Regions from separate parts of the Homo sapiens genome. Here region 1 is linked to region 2. A link is a contact called in ENCODE Hi-C or POLR2A ChIA-PET data. All regions are on one chromosome and are shown on one strand. The core of a region is the stretch at or near the end of the contact, and the rest is flanking DNA. Distances in the headings are between cores, read along the strand shown.

Region 1 (6,743 bases), core at 1,629-4,128, 710 kb before region 2:
AATGAAGTGTCATTTTTAAGTATCAGATAGACAAAGGTTAAAATTATTAGAAAAATTCCAGTGTTGGCAAGAGTGTGAGGGAACAAGCATTCGTGTGCAAGGTCACTGGGCATTCTTGCTGGTGTTCTGGCATTAGGTATCAGAATGATCAGTGTGCGTAAAATTGCACACTGGTTGACTTCTAGGGATTTACCCAAAAATAATAATGACAAAACAGAAAGATACTTTCTCAAGGATTTTTAGGTGAGCATTGTTTACAATGGTGGGAAAAATGGGAAACTAGAAATGATCATCAAATGAGAGCTCATTAAGTAAATTCTGGTACATAAAAGAATACCGTACATATATTAAGAAAGATCATAAGGTTTGTATTTATTACCAAGGACAGAGGTTACAATACATTACAGTGTGGAAAAAGCAAGTTACAAAACAAGGGATATAACATATTTGCAGTTTTAGTACATCCTGCTGTGTCAGGGCCCGAAATTCTGAATTGTTAACAATTTCCTTAGTGTTGTCAATGCTGCTGGTCTGTGGACCACACTCTGAGTAGCAGGTTAAAGTGTACACAGACATCTCTGTGTGAATAAACACTTGGAAATACACGTGGAAAGTTTCCTGAGATGGTGAATCTGGATATTTACTTTTGTCTTTGTGCTTTTCTGTATTGTTTAATACTTCATAATGCATCTGTATCAAGCTTTACATAAACAATAAAGCTGGGTTTTAAATAATAAATAGCCTGTTGGACACGTTTTTTTAAAAGTTGGCTGCAGCTGCAGATCTGCTTCTCAAACACTGAAAGCGGGAGGGAGCAGACCACCTGGGCCCATCATTTTTAAGGATGGAAGATCATTAGAATCACATGGGAGACTTTGAAAAACATGGATTCTCCAACCTGACCTCTAGAAATTCTGACTCAGCCACCCTTAAGTGGAGATATCAGTTTTTGACAAAAGTTCCCCTGGCGACTCTGACTCACACTAGGTCTGGCCCCATGCAGCCATCGGGTTTCTTCATCAGCTTTGGGGCCCAGGCCTGCATTCGGAGGAGAGTCGCACCCTCCCTCCTGCTCCCCTCAGAATCATTGTGCTTTGGGGCATCAGGAGGCGATTTTGGTGTTCTCACATAAGATTTCTATTTCTAATAGAAATTTCTTTATGTTTTCCCACCGGTCTTCTTTTTTTTTTTTTTTTTTTTTTTTGAGACGGAGTCTCGCTCTGTCGCCCAGGCTGGAGTGCAGTGGCGGGATCTCGGCTCACTGCAAGCTCCGCCTCCCGGGTTCACGCCATTCTCCTGCCTCAGCCTCCCAAGTAGCTGGGACTACAGGCGCCCGCCACTACGCCCGGCTAATTTTATGTATTTTTAGTAGAGACGGGGTTTCACCGTTTTAGCTGGGATGGTCTCGATCTCCTGACCTCGTGATCCGCCCGCCTCGGCCTCCCAAAGTGCTGGGATTACAGGCGTGAGCCACCGCGCCCGGCCCCCACCGGTCTTCTTATAAGCTGTCCTAGCCTTCAGTGTTAGTGTCCTAGGTCTGCTTAACAAATTATCACAAACTGGACAATTTAAAACAATGTTTATTCTCTCACAGTTCTGGTGGCCTGAAGTCCAAAATCAAGGTGTTTCAGGGCCACACTTCCTCCAAAGGCTTCAGGGCAGAATCATCCCTTGCCTGTCCCAGCTTCTGGGGAGGCTCCAGGTGTTCCTCAGCTCATGGCTAAATGACTCCAATCTCTGCCTCCACTTCTGTCTTCTTCTCTTCTCTTGGCCTTCTCCTCTGTCTTCTCTTCTGTGTCTTCTAAGGACACCTCCCCTTGGATTTAGGGCCTACTCAGGTAATCCAGGATGATTTCATCTCGAGATTCTCAACTTAATTACATCTGCGAAGGTCCTTTTCCAACATAAAGTTTCATTTCCAGGTTCTAGAAGTTAGGACACCTGTATTGTTGGGGACCTCAATTCAACCCCCTACTCCTTCTAAACTATTCAACAACAGTTTTGAAGTTAAGCAAAACATTCTAGATTTACCATTTTACTTTTCTCTGCCGTTAAGTTCTCCGGTTTTATGTCTCTTTTTTATGTGTAACTATAGGAAGGTCTCCCATGAAAAAAATAGAACCATTGCCATGGGCAGTCAGTAGCTACACTAGCAATGTGTCTGCCCTGTGAAGCTCAGGCTTCTGTCCTGGTGGGTCTCCCTCTTGTCAAGCAGTTTTCTCAGCCATCAGAGGGGCTGGGAGAGCCAGGCCTCGCCAACACTTTCTCTGAACACATTCACACTTCTTGCCTGTGCTCTTCTTTGCCCAGGCTCTCCTGGGATGCAGAAATCAGGGAGGTGTTTACTGAGGAATAAAACTAATGTCTCAGTAGAAATTTTTTTAAAATGTCATAGTAAGTCTATTATTGATTGTGTTCAGTTGGACTTTGAGCAGATTTGGGGCCACTTTCCCCATCCCAGCCCTCAAGGAGAAAGAGAAAAGACAAGACTAAAATGAGTGTGGCCATGTATCCCATCTTACTGCCTTCAAGAAGTCCTTTCCTGTAAACCTTTTTTTTGATTGTTCTTGTTGTTCTGGTAAGGGAGGGCGAACTGGGTTTGATTCTGAGACTGCCACAAGCCTGTCTCTTTTTTTGTGTTGTACTGACTCGATCCTTGCTTCACGCTACAGATTTCTCACAGTGGGTATTTTTAGTTGAGGAGGAGGTTTCTCAAAAATACTTTGCCGATGTCTGGTCATGCACAACCCCTGGGCATCCCCAGTGAAGTGCTTTGAGTCATGGCCCCTTAAGGGCAGAGAGGATGTGCATTTGGCCCATGGTGTGCTTTGCCTGGACGTGTGTCATTTCCCAAAATATACAGGAGGAGAACCAGATTAGTAAAAGGAAACCTTGTCACACATGGTAGGGTTCTGCTGCCCCAGAATCAACCTTTACAGCTGGAAAGGTTCAGCCTTTCTTACTTGGAAGGGTCATATTCATTGAACTGCAGTTAAAACAGTCTTACCAATAGATAGGTAGCCTCACACCAGAAATGGGGGGCAAAAGGCAGAATCACTAAACATTTAAGCAACACATGAGTAAAAATATTTGGCCTCTTTTTTTCTTTGTTTAAAATATGCAAAGGTGGCCGGGCACGGTGGCTCACACATGTAATCCCAGCACTTTGGGAGGCCGAGGTGGGCGAATTACCTGAGGTCAGGAGTTCGAGACCAGCCTGACCAACATGGTGAAACCCCATCTCTACTAAAAATACAAAAAATTAGCTGGGTATGGTGGTGGACGCCTGTAAGATCCCAGCTACTCGGGAGGCTGAGGCAGGAGAATTGCTTGAGCCCGGAAGGTGGAGGTTGCAGTGAGCCAAGATTGTGCCACTGCACTCCAGCCTGGGCACAACAGAGTAAGACTCGTCTCAAAATAAATTAATTAATTAATTAATAAAATGCAAAGGCTTTTTGCTCCAAGATAGCTGAAATTTAGATATATATCTTTTTATTAAAATAGTTTTTATTTAAATAAGCAAATAATAACCGTTAAGAAAAGTTAGAAAATTTTAAAAATCAGAAAAAACAACAAGAAGGAACCCTATCTACCTAGAGCTTCCCAGGGTTCCAGGCTGGTTACAGAGTCAGAGCCCTCTTAGCTAACCTGACTGGGTGTTTTCTCATTAGTTGAAAAATCAATTAAACAGTGAATCATTTTTTAAAAAGATACTACATAGCCTAAATCATGTATTTAACCTAAAGTTGCAAATGAACAGTTATTTGCCAATCTTTTGATGTGGGCTCGAGGCCTTTTCTTCGAGTTTGGGTCTGCTGATTGGAACTTCATGTAATCTTTCATGCACATTATTGCATGATTTCCATTTTCAGTCTCTTTAAGTGAGGAATTTTTTAAGACACTTGCAACACAGTCTGACTGCAAAGTCATTTTAAATTTTTATTATTTCCCCAATCTTTCACAGTTGTCTCAATCATATCTAATTCAATGGCAGATTTCCTCTAGTGACTTACTTTCATTTCTTTAATTTTACTAAATTTTCATACAAATAACTATTTTCACACTCATATTTTATGGGCCAACATAATATTTAATTTCTGTAATTACAAAGCAAGTATAGCTGACATTAACAGTTTATGCAGAGAGAGCTGATGTGCTCCAGAGTTCGAGAGAGAACATTCAGTATTCGTTTGACCACAGTATTGGTCAGTATATTTTATACAGGGGATGGAGAATGCTGATTGATCCATCCAGTTGATTAGGGCCCATTGGTTAAAAGACTTTCTATTGGATAGGTTCTGAACTCCTCCCAAAAATTCATCAGTAAAAACCCGTTCAAAAAGCAGGTAGCTTTCAGATGATTTGAACGGTTCTGCCAAACATAGATAGGGACCCACTTTGGCAAATTAAGATCATGACAAGTCTCAAGATATTTGAAGGAGGCTTATGGTTATGCAAATATTTGGCTTCCTCTGAAGGGCCATTAAACATATCCATGAAGATGTTTGTGAACTAGGCAAGCTTTGCTCTGATAACCTTGTACTTATTTGATTTTCCTAATGGTTTATTTTAATAAAGTAGGGTTTTTTATTTCAAATTTGTTTAACACATTGTTAAATGCCCACAGAGTTTGGTACCTGCTGAAATAGAGAAAGCAGGTGTTGTACTCATGTTCTATGAATAAAGAAACGAAGCCAAAGACATTTCATCCCATGAGAGTGGTGACCATCATGGACCTCTTCCTATGATGTTTGATTTAAACTTCTTCTCAACTCTACGGTCCTCTCCCCATTTTTAGGGTGCTGGTGAGGCCTTAATGAATAAGCTTTGTGATATGTGATATGTGATATGTCTGTCTTGTTCATTGATGTCCCCAGCAGCTGGCATGAATAGATGAATGAATGAATGAGACCAGTCACACTGCTAGCAAGAGCTAAAGTTGGGGTGAGAGCCAGGTCTTCTGACTCTTGATCCTGTGTCTTTCTAGTACATCAAAATCTCCTAGTCCTTTGCTGGCTTTCCTGGGTCCTTAATGGTCCCCTGACCTGAGCAAGACCCATTGTCTCGTCACAGATTGTGACAACACAAACCAAGAGCAACTCTCTGATTTTGATAGATTTGGCGTTTTTGAGCTTCAAAATTATCTAGAAATGTCCCAGTCAGCAGATTTTTTTTCAAGGTGGATGAACGTTATGTTTAAAGAGATTGTTTTTACTAGTAACTAAGAACTTCTAAATATTTGTTTTATTTAAAATATTTTTACCCCCTAAGAATCTTCAGTAAATGTTAATTATATCCTTTCAACAACTTTTGCAGTTACTGGGTAATATTAAATTCTGATTTTTTTCAATAAATAATTGCTTTTTTATGTGCTGGGTAACAGTATATATTTTTATAAGTTTGTTTCTGCAGCTGTTCAGCTATTCTGTATATTCAAATTTCAGGCTTTTAAGTTTAAATTAATAGCTCAGTAAACTGACACCACAAAGCAAGTGGAAGATTGAAGATAAGCATTTCTCTATAATGTACAGGGTATTTTAAATAATGCATTTCTCAACATTATATTAGTGTGTGTTTAAGTTGATTTTTGGTATATGTGAATTACTCTCATTTGTGTTCCTCATTAAGTCTTCGTATTATAGTTGTCGATTGAAACTAACATAATTAGGTAAAGACAGAGCTGGGCCCACAGGAGACCCTGGAAGAATCATGACTGAATCATTTTAAAATGTAGCCACATGGGCATGAGAGGTATAAATATGAACAGTTCCTACAACATGCAGATAGAAGTTCCCAAATGTCATAGGCACATGGAAGCTTGCAAGTGCCACCTAAAGACTTGCATATAAATAAAGTCTTCATTTTATATGATATCATGTCACATGTTTGTGCAAAGGAAGGTGGATGATAACATATATTTAATTTAGGTAAAATATTCTGAACATTTGATAGATAGTTGAGACTGGGCTCAAATTTTACTTTATATGTATTGTCTCCTTTAATCATCATAAAAATCTTACTTGGTAAGTACTATTATCTCCATTTTATGGTATTGGGTTTAAAGGAGGTCAGGAACATTTTCTAGATATAGGTAGTGAATGGCAGAGCTTAGAACCAAACCCAGGTCTGGTTAGACCCCAGCTCCCACGCCTTAATGACTGTACTGTACTGTACTGTGCTGCCACCTTCTTGGATAACTGCAAATAACAGATGTTCCTTTGTTTATTCCACTTTGACATCAGATACTTACAATGACCCTGTTGGCTTAATATGGTCAACTTTTCTTAAGAGCGCATCTTGGTCTTTCCATGACTAAGGCATTTTCATTCATCAAATGCATGTCTCTTGAATTACTGAGACAATATGAACATGAACAAGTCAATTCTAGCTCATGAGTACTGATCATTGATATGCCTGTATTAACAAGAGGTACATATAGATAGAACAAAATTATTTATCAAAACTCTTACCAGCTGAGAGGCTGGATCTTTGAAAGGAATAAACTCTCCCAGTGAGACTAGCAATGTACTTAGATGCAATAAAGTGGGCTTCCAGAGAGCTGTTTTAATCACTGGAGAGCAACTTTTTTTCCTAACTTGCAAGCCATCTGCTTAAAAAGGATATTTACTTGTGGAGTATCAAGATCCTTTCATCCTGTTTGTATTATCCACAGAGCAGAAAAAGCTAGTCAGTAGCAAAGAGAAGTCAGCTGTGTGAAGCCATTGTCCCTGTTCCCTTAGTAT
Region 2 (6,312 bases), core at 1,718-4,217:
CTACACACATGATTTTTTAAATTCAAGAACTTCTATTTCTAGGATATTTTCAACATATCTCTTCTTTGAAAGCTGACAGTATTCAAATGATGTCAGCAAAAGAAAAAAAGCAATCAAGGCTTTTCCTGTTCTGTTCAACTATACATTTCTGAAATGGTAGTAAATTAGAATATCTTAAATCTGTATATGACTCTTTAGCTTGGGGTAGAATATAATTGAGGATTTGACTTCTACTGATTTTTTTGTGGGATTTTATTTTATTCTTATTCTTAAGAATGGTCCAGGTTGGGTGCGGTGGCTCATGCCTGTAATCCCAGCACTTTGGGAGGCCGAAGTGGGTGGATCACCTGAGGTCAGGAGTTCGAGACCAGCCTGGCCAACATGGTGAAACGCTGTCTCTACTAAAAATACAAAAATTAGCTGGGTGTGGTGGTGCATGCCTGTAGTCCCAGCTACTCAGGGGCTGAGGCAAGAGAATCGCTTGAACCTGGGGGGTAGGGGTTGCAGTGAGCTGAGATCATGTCACTACACTCCATCCTGGGTGATAGAGTGAGACTCCATGTTAAAAGAAAAAAACAAAAGAATGGTCCAATTCTCAAGTATCTTGGAGTGTGCCCCAATCTATTGTTTCCTTCTAAGATCTCTCTTCCTGGGGAAGTTAGAGGATCATCAGACATTTCTGTCCTTTCTAGTCCATAGGCACAGTGGGGCTGTTGGATTATGACCTGCCCTTTCCTGATCCCTTGAGTCCATGGGTCTTACACACTTGGCAACCTGCCCAGGAATGCCCTATACGTCTGAGTCTGGGTTGACCTTGGACAGTCTTCTAGATCTCCTAAATTGTTATTTGCAGTTTGAATCAGACCAGTTCAAAGGCCACTTGAGGATGGTGGGCTAGCTATAGAATAGCTGAAAGTCCTCAGCCACACTCTGGGAGGCCCTCCTCCCTGGGGTTTCCTTTGACGGAAGGGATGAAAATAGGCTAGGAAAATTACTCCTAGGAAATGAGCTTTGTAAGTACCTGAGATTTTTTTTCCGCCTCATTTAATCTTCCTAATAATCCTTAGAAGGAGTGATGTTCTATTGATAAGCAATCGGGTTTAGAAGGGCATAAGTAACTTGCCTCTGATGGGAGTATGTAGTGCCTGCTTGTGTTGGTGATGCTCCTTGCACCTCACCCCACCCAGGGACCCACTCCCTGCCCTCCCTATCCAATCTCTGTCCTGGACTAGGTTCCAGGCTCCCTTGCCTTCTGGCTACCAGATGGGTTTGGCCAATGGGAGACACAGGAGAGTGGAGGGAGGATGGATGGAGAGAAAGAGAGGTCTTTGCTCTCTCCTTGATGTGAGGCCGTTCTGGCAGCAGCAGCTTCCTCATCAGTTACAGCTCCTGTTTTGTGGCCCCTCTCCAGGACTCTAGCTCCCTTCCTCACTCCTGTAAATTTAGGGGTGGTGTTATCTTCCCACTATCGCTAATACCTGCATTGATTCCCTAAACTCTGTCCACACCCCTGTAAATTGTTCCTTCACTTGAAGGCTTCAGTTAAAGTCTTTGCACATACCGTCTGTTTCATCCTGGGAAGAACCTTAACTGATACAGTCATACCAAATTATACTGCCTGCCTCCCTTGGAAAATCTCAGGACCTTTCCCATTAGAAGCAGCCACCTTCTGGAAAGTGTCTGCATCCACCTTCTGCACTCAGAAATACTAAAAAAAATCCAGGACATGAGTCATGATTTGGTAGACTGTGAGCTCCTTCAGGGCAGGAACACTGCCCTGAGCATTCTTGGACCCTCTACTTAGCCCAGCCTCAGGCATATAGGAGGTGGTTAATAAATGTTTCCTATGGAGGTTAGCACCCTTGGGCCCTGAGAGTCTCCTGCCCTAGCTTCCTCCCTCCGCTTCTGCACCGCACCACCGGCTGAGCTGCTGGCACCTGTAGGAGCTGGATCATCATGCTGACCGGCCGGTTTTTTCTTATTGTGCTCCACAGAAGGAAGTTCATCCACGTAATTTTTTGCAGTACCCAGAAAGGGTGGGTACAGTGTGTTCCGTGGTGAAAAGCTTGTGAAGGAGGAATGCAGGTTTTAGAGTCTCACTCCACGTTGCTGCTATTCCTATTTGAGAATTGCCCCCCCACCACCGCCACTCCCCTACTCCCACAAAAGCCTTGAAATATTTTATTCATGTGGGATTACAGTCTATGCAACAATGAGACATGAGGAGGTGGCCATGAATAGCCCCCGAGTGTGTTATACACTGAGACCTTTTCCAAAGGGCTGCAGAGGAATTATTTAGTCTAAGCAGCCACGAGTCATGTGATTTCTTCAGAAACATTTACGTCTGGGTAGGCCTGCTTTTTAAATATTCTTGGTGGGAAGCACTTTGAACCATAAAGGCACACTAAAAGACAATTGCTATGGAGACTGCGCCTCCACTGTGCATTTATCTGAGTTCTCCGCCTGGGGCTCTTGAGCGTCCACAGGGTGTCCTGGGCACGCTGCTCTGGGGTGGGGGATCTGGGCGCCACAGTGTTGGGAGGCCACCCGCTTGGGACCCTAGCTCAGGACTGTAAGCAGGAGGCATCCGCCCACGGTAGACGCTCTGCGGGCGTGTGGGAGTGGGACGGCGGGGGGGACATTGAGGGTGTGCGGCGCCCCCTCCCCTGCCTGTGCGGGGACCACGTGAAGGAGAGGCGCGTGGGGGCCCCTGGCGCGCAGCCGCGGTGGGTGACGGCCGGCGTCCCGGGGGCCCCGTGTACGGGGCGTGTGTCGGTGTGAGTCTGGGAGGGTGCAGGGGCCCCGCGCCTCCCCGGTCTCCTCGTGCGTGTGCGTGTGCGTGTGCATGTGTGTCCTCGGCCCAGCGCCCCGCCGAGTGGTGCCCGCGGCCGGGCGAGCGCGCGCGCGCCCGTGCGGGGTGTGTATGTGAGTATGTGACAGTGTGTGTCAGGTGACTCGGGTCACGCAGTCTCTCTCTCTCTCCCTCCTCCGGGAGGAACTGCCGCGCTCCGGCTGACTCCTCCGCCGGCGGGCGGGGCGGGGGAGGGGGCTTCGGGCGCGCTGGGAACCGCGGGACCCGGACCTGGGCGCCGCCCGCCGGGGGACGCGCGGCCCCCGCTTCCGCCGGGCCCCGCTGAGCTCTAGACAAACCTCCGCTTCAGAAATAGGCTGCGGGCGGCCGGCTAGGAGGCTTGGCCCCCACCCCGGGACCCCCGCCGTCCCCGGGCCGGCCGGCCGGTGGGCACGATGAGCCAGGTGCTGGGGAAGCCGCAGCCGCAGGACGAGGACGACGCGGAGGAGGAGGAGGAGGAGGATGAGCTGGTGGGGCTAGCGGACTACGGAGACGGGCCCGACTCCTCCGACGCCGATCCGGACAGCGGCACAGAGGAGGGAGGTGAGCGCCCGGCCCCCGCGTCCTCGGCTCGCGCCCCTTTCCTCCCCTTGGCGCCTTCCCGCCCCCAGCCCGGCCGTGCGCGAGCCACCGACTTGGAGGGGGTCCAGGGGAGCGGGTCCAGTTGAGGGTTTGGGGTGGGGAGGGACGCCAAAAGCCCGACCTCGAGCTGCCAAATGAGGGAGCGCGGTGCTGGTGGCGGAGGGGCAACCAGGATCGGTGGAAAAGGGGAAGGAGGGAGTAAGCGTCTGGGCTGGAGGAGCGCGCGCTTCTGCCCCTTTCAGAGCCGGTGCCTCCCGCGCCCCTCACCCCAAGCTCTCCGCAGCGTCTGGCGGTTGGGGAGGGGAGGGGACCGCGGGCGCGCCCTGGGACCTCTCTCCCAGAACGGTGCTGTTGAAGCCAGGGTCAGATGTCGTGGCTAAAAAAAGGCAGCCGGCGGCGGCGTGACTGGCAGGGTCGTCGGCAGCTGCGGGTGTCAGTCTCGCCCCGCGTCGCCGCGGGAGGGGCCCACCCAGGTAGTGGCTGGGGAGACCCGCGGGGCGGCGGGGGGATGCTCGCCAAGCTGTTGTGGGAGTCTCCGAGAGGCCGCAGATTTCCCGGGATCCACGCAAACACCGTTGTCAGGACACCTTATCTGCTCTCGGTATCACCACCTGGACATGGCAGTGCCTGCCCGGGAGTGAGCGCGCGGCGGGGAATTCTTTGCTTCAATAGTGAAGCAAACTCTTTTTCCTGTTCTAGAAGCGGGTTTTAGCAATCGTTCAGCTTGTGGGGGCTTCCTGCATTTTCTTAAGGTGTAAGGAAGTTGAGAGCCTTTTAGTATTCCAGAGAGGTTAAACTTTTTTTAGTTTCCCTCAGAAGCGAGCAAAAGTTCCTTTACTGTAAGGTCACTTGGAAAGGTCAATAGAAAGCGGCTGTTAAACATGATGTTATTCTCAGTGAAACTGTATGCATCCAAGAGAAGGAACTAACTTTAATGTTTCACACTGAAGAAATTGTGTGAGAGATACAAGTACCTTTGTGACTATTGATTTTTAAAGAACTTTTATTGAGAATTCACTGAACTTATTTTAAATTCTCTATGCAAAGCTTTTCTCACTAGGGTAGTTTCATTATTCTACATCTGGCAGGCACGACTTTCAATGAATCAGAAAGGAAATAAAGTTAACTATGCCTTGCGCCTGGTAGATGAGAAAGCAGCCTCTCAAGTCACCCTTTTTCATAGCGTTTTCTCTCTTGGGATGATTTGTGCTAATTCCTCATTTGCTTAAACTGATGTGTGCACCTTTGTGCTTTCTGTCTTCTGCACTCCCGGTAATTGGTCTTACCGTTGAGCACCAGGCCACATTTTTGTAGATAAAGGCTTTCAGCCGTTTTATTGGAGTCTCTAGAGCTACCTTCCGTAATTAAATTGTTCAGTCGCCTCATTATTATTCAAATTCCATTTGTTAGCTCCTCCCAGATTCTTAGAAGACTCCGGAGAGATGCAGAATAGGGATGTATTTGCAAGGTATTTGAAATGGTGGACACAGTAGGGTGTGTGTGGGATTCTCTTTTTTAAAAAAGAAAAAAAGTGGGGGGGCGGAGGGGCCATATCCAGGAGGGAAAGCCCTGTAATTTGATACTGTCCTGAGGCCTGGAGGGTCCAGAAAAAGTACTGGACCCCTCGTTTATTCTGCAGTTCTTTAAGTGGGCACTTTTAAAATTTGATTTGGGGACTTGAAATTGAAGTGAAATTAAAGCCCTGCTTGAGGGATGGGATTCCCGGAACAAAGGGCTTCCCCAGAGCCCAGACTTGGAGGCTCCTTAGCTGTTAACGTAAAGGCAAACTTGCCTGTAACTGATTTTTGGTGACTCGCATAATAAAATCCTTCTGAATGGGCTTTTGGGATCAGCTTGGGATCTTGCTATAAAAGGATTAAATATATTTATATTGTGAGAAGAGCAACATGTTTGCTCGGCAAACGTTGCTTAAGCCTGGTCTCTGTCCACCTGGGCCTGCAGTGGATAGGTGGTCTGCTTCTCAGACTTCCTCCGTTATATTTTGGCCTCTGTTCTTTCCAGATTTCCCTGGCTTTGACTTTTGGGTTTAGGCCTTGATGCAGAATCCCTTGTCAGGACATTTGCTCTCTAGTGTCAGATAGGCTCCTCAGTCAGCAATTCCAGCGAGGACTGCTCCTGATGGCTGTCAGGCCAGCTGATATGGTCTGGGGAGTGGGGATTGGGAGGAGGAGGTTGGGAGTTGTGACTTCCCTTCCTGTGCCCTTCAAAAGGCTGATTCACGTGTTGCATTATAATCTTGTTTTATTTTTGGTAAAATTTACATTTACCTACTCTCAAACTTAAGAAATAGAATGTAGGGAAAAAAAGGAGTTATTCTGAGAAAAGATGTACTTTGAACCACTAGCAAAGCATTTCTCTAATGAACCCCCACTCCCCTTTCCCCTTCCTAATAGCTTGGTTTAGTGCCTGCACTTAGTGGAGACGTGGGACTTTTTCCACTAAGTTCAGAAATCTACCCTGGTGGGTGGGAGGCTGAGGGTGGGATGTGGGACCAACTAGTATTGCCAGTTAAGTTGCAAAGCAATTTATCAGGAGCTGTGCAAGAGAAGTGGACTAAAGGTGGATATGTAATGCAATTTTCATTTCCCTCAGTCTGTAGGACTTATAAAGGAACCTCTGGTCTTATTTTTAAACCGAGTATGCCTTGTAAATTTTACCACATTGTACTGAGTTTGAAAACATAGGGCAACTAAGGTGAGACTTAAATTGCACTTCTCTGGCTTCCACTCCATATTTTATTCATGAATAGCAAAAGTGTTCTCAGGCACATTAGTTCTGTTAGGGCAGATTTGGGCACCTCTCAACCTTCCTTTCATGGTAGTTAATTGCAGGTAAGGTGAGTCTCACCTTCAATCCCC

What was found. A loop is a pair of places that touch in the nucleus more often than their neighbours do. ChIA-PET counts read pairs that join two places held with the same protein, here RNA polymerase II (POLR2A). Pooled maps may share reads with other maps.
Region 1: a pooled map shows a loop between it and region 2 (2.6-fold over the local background). The contact joins the enhancer-like site here to the promoter of RRAGD in region 2. A Hi-C loop is called at or near these places in 1 of 50 pooled maps. POLR2A ChIA-PET finds 5 or more read pairs at or near these places in 3 of 52 experiments (OCI-LY7, activated CD4-positive, alpha-beta T cell and activated T-cell).

The regions. Positions count from the first base shown.
Region 1 is chr6:90,118,231-90,124,973 of GRCh38, reverse strand. All of the region lies in intron 4 of BACH2 (BACH transcriptional regulator 2), which reads left to right. Among named protein-coding and RNA genes, the nearest start is that of BACH2, 180 kb to the left of the region's middle. Within about 2 kb of position 2,878, at least 5 of the 41 ENCODE cell types and tissues checked have a DNase peak (open chromatin) inside an H3K27ac peak, as active enhancers do; they include OCI-LY7, where a contact is called at or near this core.
Region 2 is chr6:89,408,928-89,415,239 of GRCh38, reverse strand. It overlaps RRAGD (Ras related GTP binding D), which reads left to right and starts at 2,967. Exons shown (of 7, transcript NM_021244.5): 1 at 2,967-3,394. The coding sequence starts at 3,247. RefSeq lists silencers at 2,551-3,740, 3,771-3,880, 3,911-4,010.